Regions from separate parts of the Homo sapiens genome. Here all the other regions are linked to region 2. Evidence: chromatin loops called from intact Hi-C (ENCODE). Cell type or tissue: dorsolateral prefrontal cortex. All regions are shown on one strand. Region 1 has its middle 270 kb from the start of LINC01773. Region 2 has its middle 380 kb from the start of PKN2. Region 3 holds the start of LOC105378839 (a long non-coding RNA gene).

Region 1 (2,500 bases), 120 kb after region 2:
CTTGAAATATTGACTTTAATATCTCATTTGAAAAATTCATGAAGCCTTTGATGTTAAATCCATACTCAATTTAGCCAAATGCCATTAGAATATGCAATACGCCTGAATACAGAAAGCATTATTGTCTGTGTTTCTGCAGAAGAATTACATTTTATGACTGTAACGTCAGGATCTTTTTTGGATTTGTGCATGAGGAAAAGAAAGGGAAAGGCAGCACATTAGATGCAAAATGAAAAGTGGTATTGATTAGGCTCTCATTTACCCACTCTCTGCTTCATTCCCTAAATGCATGGAAATAAGGGTTGTGCCACTGCAACTAACAATGCTCTATAATGAATGGAACAATCTTTAGAAAATTAGTGTGAGCATGTATGATAGTGCACAGATGTTGCTCGGAGTAACTGTCATACATTTCTTTTACATCTCCATTTACATAAGTCTCTTTATTTCCTAATAGTATCATAATAGAAACATGACAATAGTTAATGATTTCATAAAACATGTAATGTAAAGACTGTCAGAAAGGTAGAACGTTAATTGAAACCTATAGCTATACTGCATTAGAATTACATTTCCTAAATGAGTCATGTTAAAAATATCCCTCTTGTACCATGAAAGACAAAGACAGGTATTTTAAAACAACAACAACAACAAAAACAAAAACAGAACTCACGCTTTCAGCAGATTAAAAATTTTCCCCCCAGTAAAACACAGACCAACGAACATTGCGAAACCCACTGCATGCTAATAGAATGTTTTTTGCCTTTAGTAATTTATGGGCACTTTCCCCCATCTATCGATCACATTTTAAAAAGTAAACTTCATTAACATTTTAGAGTATAATGGCTCCAGAAAATGTTTGATTTTTATCACTACTAAAACATCATCGTGGTGTGTGCTTTCGTGTTAGCTGGTGCAGGAAAGGTATACTTCTTTTTGAGTGAAAGGGCCTTCGTCACCATCCATGTTTATTCAGGTATCTCATGGTGCCCTGAAGGAAAGAGCTCAAGGGTCATGCTATGGACAGGCCACGCTGTTTTTAAGAGTACAAGAAATACATTTATGAAACGAGGGAGGAAAAAGAATGGAGCAGAGAAAAGACAGGAAATGGCAAGTTCCTTACTCGATGAGATAACTGACTAGCCAGAAGACTAAAGATCCTTTTGAGAGTCTTTGATGCAGTCCTTGAGCTCCAGGATGTTAGGCCCTGGGCTGCTGCCTGCTCTGTAGCACCATCTGCTGGTCAATCTGCAGTCTCTGTCAGCCTGGGTGGGGAAGTGAACTGCTCCGCTCAAGACAAAGGTCGCTACTGACTTCAGTGTTAACAATTTACTCCACATTGGTGGGGGGAGGAACTATAGTTATGTTACACAAGGCTAGTAGGAATGGGACTGGATATACAGAATTTAACAAAGTGGTTACTCAAAACATCTTTTTAAAGGAAAGAAAGCAAAGCCTTTTTTTTTTTTCATGGAGAGGAAAGTATAAGAATCCCATGGATTTTTAGAACAAGACTAAACCATCTGTGCAAGAAAATTTATTCTCACCTTGATCCTTCAACATCTTGTGTATCTCCCATTCTATTAAATTAAGGCATTACTGAAATATGTTTAAAATTGAGCGCCATCCATCATAGAGATTGAGTTAGAATATCTACATAATATTTACACATCTCAACAGGAAAAGTAATTTTTCTTTTCAGTAGTTATCATTTTTGAAAACCCGGGTTGACTTGTAAGCCACCGTCTGTCTCATCCCTTACAAAGCATTTCCTCAGCTGATGCATTTCACTGATTTGATCTCACTGATATGGTAATAAAATCATTGGTCACTCAGACACAGAGCTGGTAGCCATGTGTTGAATCACCTGCTGTTAATTCAGATAGAGGTATACAGATGGGACTCAGGGACCCAAATGTGTTAATCTGAGAAATCCCTCGGCAATATCCCATGGATTACAATATTGCTGAAATATCCGGTATATAACTGCAAGTTAAATACTTCTAGAATTAATTATTAAAAGTGTATTTACCAAGGTTTAGCAACTATTTAATACGTGTTGCTTCCCAATGGGAGATTAGCCTATCTAAGGGCTGTGGAATCCTGGGGCCTTTGGAATTTATTTAATAAATGATAAGCAGCTGATTAAAAATAAATTAAATGCTAGTTAAAAGTATTTAGGGAGCTCGTTTAAAGTGTTTCGTTAGTAAGGAGTTTCCCCATCCCCTCTTTATTGTTTTAGAATTATTGACCTTATATATTGGGGTAGAAAACAAGATGGCTACCAGAGAAGAACTGTGTGAATAACCACATTTCTTAACTACATTTTTTCTTTTCTGACAGTTTTGTTTTTTAAGGTGATTTGGACTTTTTTTCTTTTTCTGAGACAGAGTCTCACTCTGTCACCCAGGCTGGGGTGTAGTGGTGCCATCACGGCTCACTGCAGCCTGGACCTCATGGGCTCAGCAATCCTCCCATCTCAGCCTCCTGAGTGGCTGGG
Region 2 (2,500 bases):
ACCAATTGCATGACTAGATGTCTAGAGCCTTGTTAGGAAGAAAGCAAGGGAGGGAGGTGGTTTGTATGTGGGAGAGACAATCAGCTAATGTCTATCACATTAACTTAAAGCAGGAAATGAATGTCTTGGGAGGCCTAGAGGGTAGCTGTGCCTGATGTTTCAGTTTCCTGAAGAAAAGGCTGGAGAATTCATCACAGAAATAGGACATGAACTAGGTCAGCTACTGGGGTCTAGGGGTTGAGGTAACAGGAACCATTTGACAGGCATTTCAGATTATACTGCCAGAATGCCCTAACCTCATTGCTTTCCCATTCTTGTTTTACTCTGCACAGGAGTCAAAGTCACAGTGGAGAGAGTTGGCCAAATTTGGTTCAGGTGCTCACAATTCAACTAGGAGAGCTCGTAGAACATAGACTGATGGTCCCACTGAACTGTTCATAATGGAGAAGAGATACTTGCTCCCAAAGACATTGGGGGTAGTTTTCTAAATAAAGGTTAAAAGGGTCTGGTTTTCCAAACATAAATGTTCACTACAAGTATTATTAGATTCCAAATATAAAAGGGTATAAGGAACTCAGAATGGCTAGATTAAATAAAAAGGATAATTACCAACAAATAGTTTTGACTGAAAATATGTCTGTTCATCAGCTTTTTACTGAGTGTCTAATATATGCAATGTGCTATGTGGATGCTACAATGAATTGTAGAGGTAGGAGGAAAGGAACTTAACCCATTTAAAGAGCATGCAATCTGACACCTTATTTTTAAGGTGAGGAGAGGAGAGCTAGACAGAACAGGACAGTAGTGAGTATTACCAAAGATGGACTAGACCCCTAAACTGCATTATTCTAACCCATCTAGGGTCTTTCTGTTATGCTTTACGTACTCGCTTAGTTGCAAAAATGGTCATAAACCAAACAAACTTCAGAGAAAGGCAGAGAAAGGACCCTAGTACTATCCCATGTTGGAGGCAAGGCTAAGAAGTAATGGGAATGTCTTCCTCCTTATCATCAAAATGGGCAGCATCAAAACCCATTATTAAGACCCTAACCATCCAGTCACTTCAAAACAAGAGCCATCAACTAAAGGGACTAGAGAACTCACTTCAGCCAAAGGTCTGTCAGTAGAGAGGTGGTGGCCAGTGAAGGTAGTGCTTGGCACTTTTTTCCTGAGAACTAAGAAAATTAAAAATAAACTACTGTCTGCTCCAAATAACTTCCATACAGCTATGCAGCAGTACAGAAAAGGGTGAGAAGTGTTGGATCAGGGGCAGGTTCTCTAACTTCTAAAGGTGCCTTCTGCTGCTAAGATTCTGCAGCTTCAGGCTCTTTATTGTATTTTAGTTCAATAAGATTTTTTTTATTTTTTTTAAATCTGTTTGCTACTGTAGTACATTTAAACATCAGCAGATGGGGCCCTTGGTTCCTGTGAAGAATGCCAGGGCTTGAATTTTGTTCTCGTCTGTGCTCTGCGTGAATTTTTCTTGTTGCTTTTACAGCATGTTAAATTTGTACTCTTTATAGTTCACAAACCTTTATTTAATCAAGAAAAATAAAACTCACTAATGGCAAGAGAACCTTTTTTTCCTCTTCTACTGTTCTATAGAGATAAGTTAGATCTGTTTACAAATAGAAAAATGAGACTAACATAATACTCAGACAACATGATTCTGAAACAGCAACAGAAGTCAATGTTGTAATTAATCTGTTGTCCTTAACTCACGAAGCTATGTGGAAGGCTTTTGTTGCATGGACCACAGGTGACAGTTTGGTTGCATCCAAGGTTACTCTGATTCTGCATTATTTTCTCTCCTCTCTCCTGAATTTCGTTTTATGAAGACATTGTGTCAATTGGCTGGTTTTTAGCACTTGCCAATGATTATTATTTTTTTAAGTGATGTTTGTCGATAGTCCATAAAGGGAACAACTGGTCATCTGGTCCTTGCACCTGTTCAAGTGGGTAAGTTTCAGCTTCTTAAAGGTGAGATTCTTTCCCACCAGAAATGTAACAGTCCTTTGAGGAAGGAGTGTAGTTTACTGGGCAGGAGAGATGACAGCATTTGGTCCTCATGCAGTCCTCTCTTGATTTTCTCCCTGATTTTTAACGTGACCTTGCTCTTAAGGATTAATCACTGTTTTTCTTGTGCCTCCAAAATGGGATGACCCAGAATTTTATTTGGTGGAAAGTACTGTGAGGTAACCAGAACAAAATGGTTCCTATGTGCAAAGCTTGATTATATAGATACTTATTTCAATGTGCATGCTGCATCTGTGATTAGTATGATTTAATTGATAGTTTGAAAGAATCTTCCTTAGTTTAATATTTGTTGTAAATAAATGCTTATGCTTGGACAGGTCTTAATAGTGGACTTAAAATACAACAAGAAGAAGACTAAAGGTTTATTGGTGATGGAAGAGATAAAATTGGGCCTCTTTTTTTTGTCATTATTCTGAGTTTAAACAAATAGATCTGTTGTCCAACATCATTGTGCCCTCTTAAG
Region 3 (2,500 bases), 160 kb before region 2:
CATTTTGTTTCTGACAACTTTCACAGGCTCAGGGCAGCATATTGGCTTTTTTTTTTTTTTTTTTTTTTGACACAGGAACAAGCTCATGGTTTATTAGATTGGATTAAAGCTGGTCGAGTTAAGTAGATTCAACTGGACTTCGCCAATGAAGTAAACATGAACTCTCTGCTTTTCCCAACTCAGTAGTGGAATTTTTAAGATACGTTTCACAGATGTCTAGGATCGGTTTCCATTCTGTAATAATGGGAAACAATCATGACCTTTATTTTAAACAAAAACCATTGTGGAGGTGGATCCAGGATGCAAACAAAAATTATGCATCATTTTGCATAGTTGACATGGTGCATTTGAAGCATAAAACATTGCACACACTATAAACAAATGAAAAGCTGGAGTCAGTCCTGTTAGGCCCGGGCTACGATTGATTGCAATCTGAGGGCTGTGAAGTAACAGTCTGGAACTATGGTTTATCAACAATTTCATTTTCCTGAGACAACTTTGTCCTAGAGAGCTGGTAAAGTGCAGCATTTCCATTGGAACAGGATAGTGTGTTTTTCAAAGTATTTTCAGTTTCATCGTCTCAAGTTTGCACTCAGCAAAGTTGCTTTCACAAACTCCTGCTTAAAACGTATATGGGCATAATAGCTTCCAGAGATTTTATTACCCCTAGAGTTAGCCCTGAGAAAAATACACTCGAAAATGTAAGTGGCAAACTGGAAAATGTTATTTTGATTCCAAAAAAAAAAAAAAAGACACAAAATCTGAAATACCCAGCTTACCTTTGTGGGTTGCTTTCTCTTTCCTTTTTTCTTCGAGGGAAGGGAATTGGTGGGGTGGGAAGCATCTTTATTTTTGCCTCCTGTTCTTTTCTGAATAGGCATTTAAAAGTGCATAATAAACTCATCCCTTTCAAGGCCCATCCTTTTTGTGTGATGGGGAGAAAGGAGGAGGAGGAGGGCCTGCGCTTTTACAGCGCCATTCCCCATTTCTCCAAGAGTGGCTGCTCGTGTGGGCTTCCCCGGCACCTCTCACCTCCTTTCCTGAAAAGAAAGTCCCAACTGCCCAGAATCCCAGACTCATCTAAGCGCGGGGGCACGCAGCCGACTGGCATTTGAGTCACCCACCACCTTCCCCAGCCGGCCAGCTAATTGTTTTGTCAGTTTATTCGGCGTCAAAGAAGTGAGCCCGGCCTGGTGGCGCATCCTGGGCCTCTCGCCATCGAGGCTCATCCTGGGCCTCCAGCCACCAAGGCGCGGGCCGGGAGCCCCGGCTGGAGATCAGGGGTGCCAGGGGCGCTGGGCGGCCGTCGCCCCGCTCGCGGCCCCGACGAAAGGCAGCGGCGAAGTGGTTAAGGAGCGAGCGCGCTGCTGCGGGGCGCGGGCGGGCCGGGCGGAGGCGCGCTCCGGCTGAGCGGCGCCCGCGGCAGCCCCAGCGGCAGCTGCGGCGAGAGGAGCGCGGGCGGCGCGGGGAGCGGGCAGGACGCGCCCAGAGACACGCAGAGAAAGGGCAGCGCCGCCGCCTGCTGCAGTCCTCGGCGCGGTTAATCACGCGCTCCCCTCTCGGTGCTGATTTGCAAGAGCAGATTAATCAGAGAGCGCGGCTTGATGAAATTTGCTGTTATTGTGCCCATTTTTAGCAACATCTTTTATTATCTTCATTATTCATTTACAGGGGACCGGCATCAATTATGCAAATGAGTTCACAGACTTTGCAGATTACTTCATTTGCCGCTATTGTTTGTGGAAATTTAATTATTAAATATTATTAAGCTTGCGTTTTCTTCAATTTTCCAAGGCTTAGTTTCATTTGATTTTTCCTCCAGCTGCTCTTCTTTCCTTTCAGTGCCAAAACAGCTCCTCATCAAAGCGGCTCTGGCATGTGAAGACCAAATAAAATCTCCTCAATTTAATAATTTTGATGTTAGTCCCTTGTTCTCAGCTGCTTGCTCAAAGCAATGCAGAGAGGAACGCAGAGCACATTCAATTTAATGAGCAGAAATTGAATTCAAGTTTGTTCGGAATTGACTTCAATTAAGCAGAGTCTTAATGATAAATTAATCTCTTTTCTTTATTCCCCAGAATTTGTTTTTCAAAGTAGGAAATTGGACTACATTGAAAGACCAAATAAAGAATACCAATTTTAACTAGATCATGGAACTGATAGCAAAATTTAATTCTTTATAGTAACGTTCTTGGACAAATAGCATTCTTTCTATGGCGTGTATTATAATTTATATTCATTGTTACCACTTACACTTACATGGCGTGGATAAAATGGCAGTTGAATTAAATATGGGCTTGTAATAGACTTCAGAGTTTTAATCTTTATTAAGAAACTCTAATTGAATGCATAATTAACTTTTCAGGCTTTAGGAAATTCGGTTTAATATCTATGTGAGCTGAAAACATTGATCAGGAATTTTCAAGCAATTTTTATGAATTTATTTTTGAGGAGAAATTATCAGGCTTACATAAAATGGCATTTTAAGCTGAATAGCAAG

What was found. A loop is a pair of places that touch in the nucleus more often than their neighbours do. Peaks named below come from ENCODE experiments on the same cell type or tissue, not always from the same donor. Only the 100,000 strongest peaks of a DNase experiment are listed, where the experiment ranks them.
Region 1: a loop joins it to region 2, with 12 times the contacts of the local background. A loop is called at or near these places in 58 of 110 quality-filtered maps.
Region 3: it touches region 2 in a loop (2.9-fold over the local background); 2 of 110 quality-filtered maps call a loop at or near these places.

What each region holds. Positions count from the first base shown.
Region 1 is chr1:88,179,442-88,181,941 of GRCh38, reverse strand. No RefSeq gene overlaps it. Among named protein-coding and RNA genes, the nearest start is that of LINC01773, 270 kb to the right of the region's middle. RefSeq lists a silencer at 1,266-1,315. In dorsolateral prefrontal cortex, CTCF peaks have their summits at 1,012 and 1,217 (motif pointing left); a DNase peak (open chromatin) is centred at 1,241.
Region 2 is chr1:88,302,235-88,304,734 of GRCh38, reverse strand. No RefSeq gene overlaps it. Among named protein-coding and RNA genes, the nearest start is that of PKN2, 380 kb to the left of the region's middle. In dorsolateral prefrontal cortex, CTCF peaks have their summits at 1,207 and 1,409; a DNase peak (open chromatin) is centred at 1,436; H3K27ac peaks cover 316 bases.
Region 3 is chr1:88,461,663-88,464,162 of GRCh38, reverse strand. It overlaps LOC105378839 (a long non-coding RNA gene), which reads right to left and starts at 1,275. Exons shown (of 2, transcript XR_947573.2): 1 at 780-1,275. RefSeq lists an enhancer at 1,338-2,500. In dorsolateral prefrontal cortex, no CTCF peak of the experiment used is centred here; DNase peaks (open chromatin) are centred at 1,044 and 1,512; H3K4me3 peaks cover 2,078 bases; H3K27ac peaks cover 2,500 bases.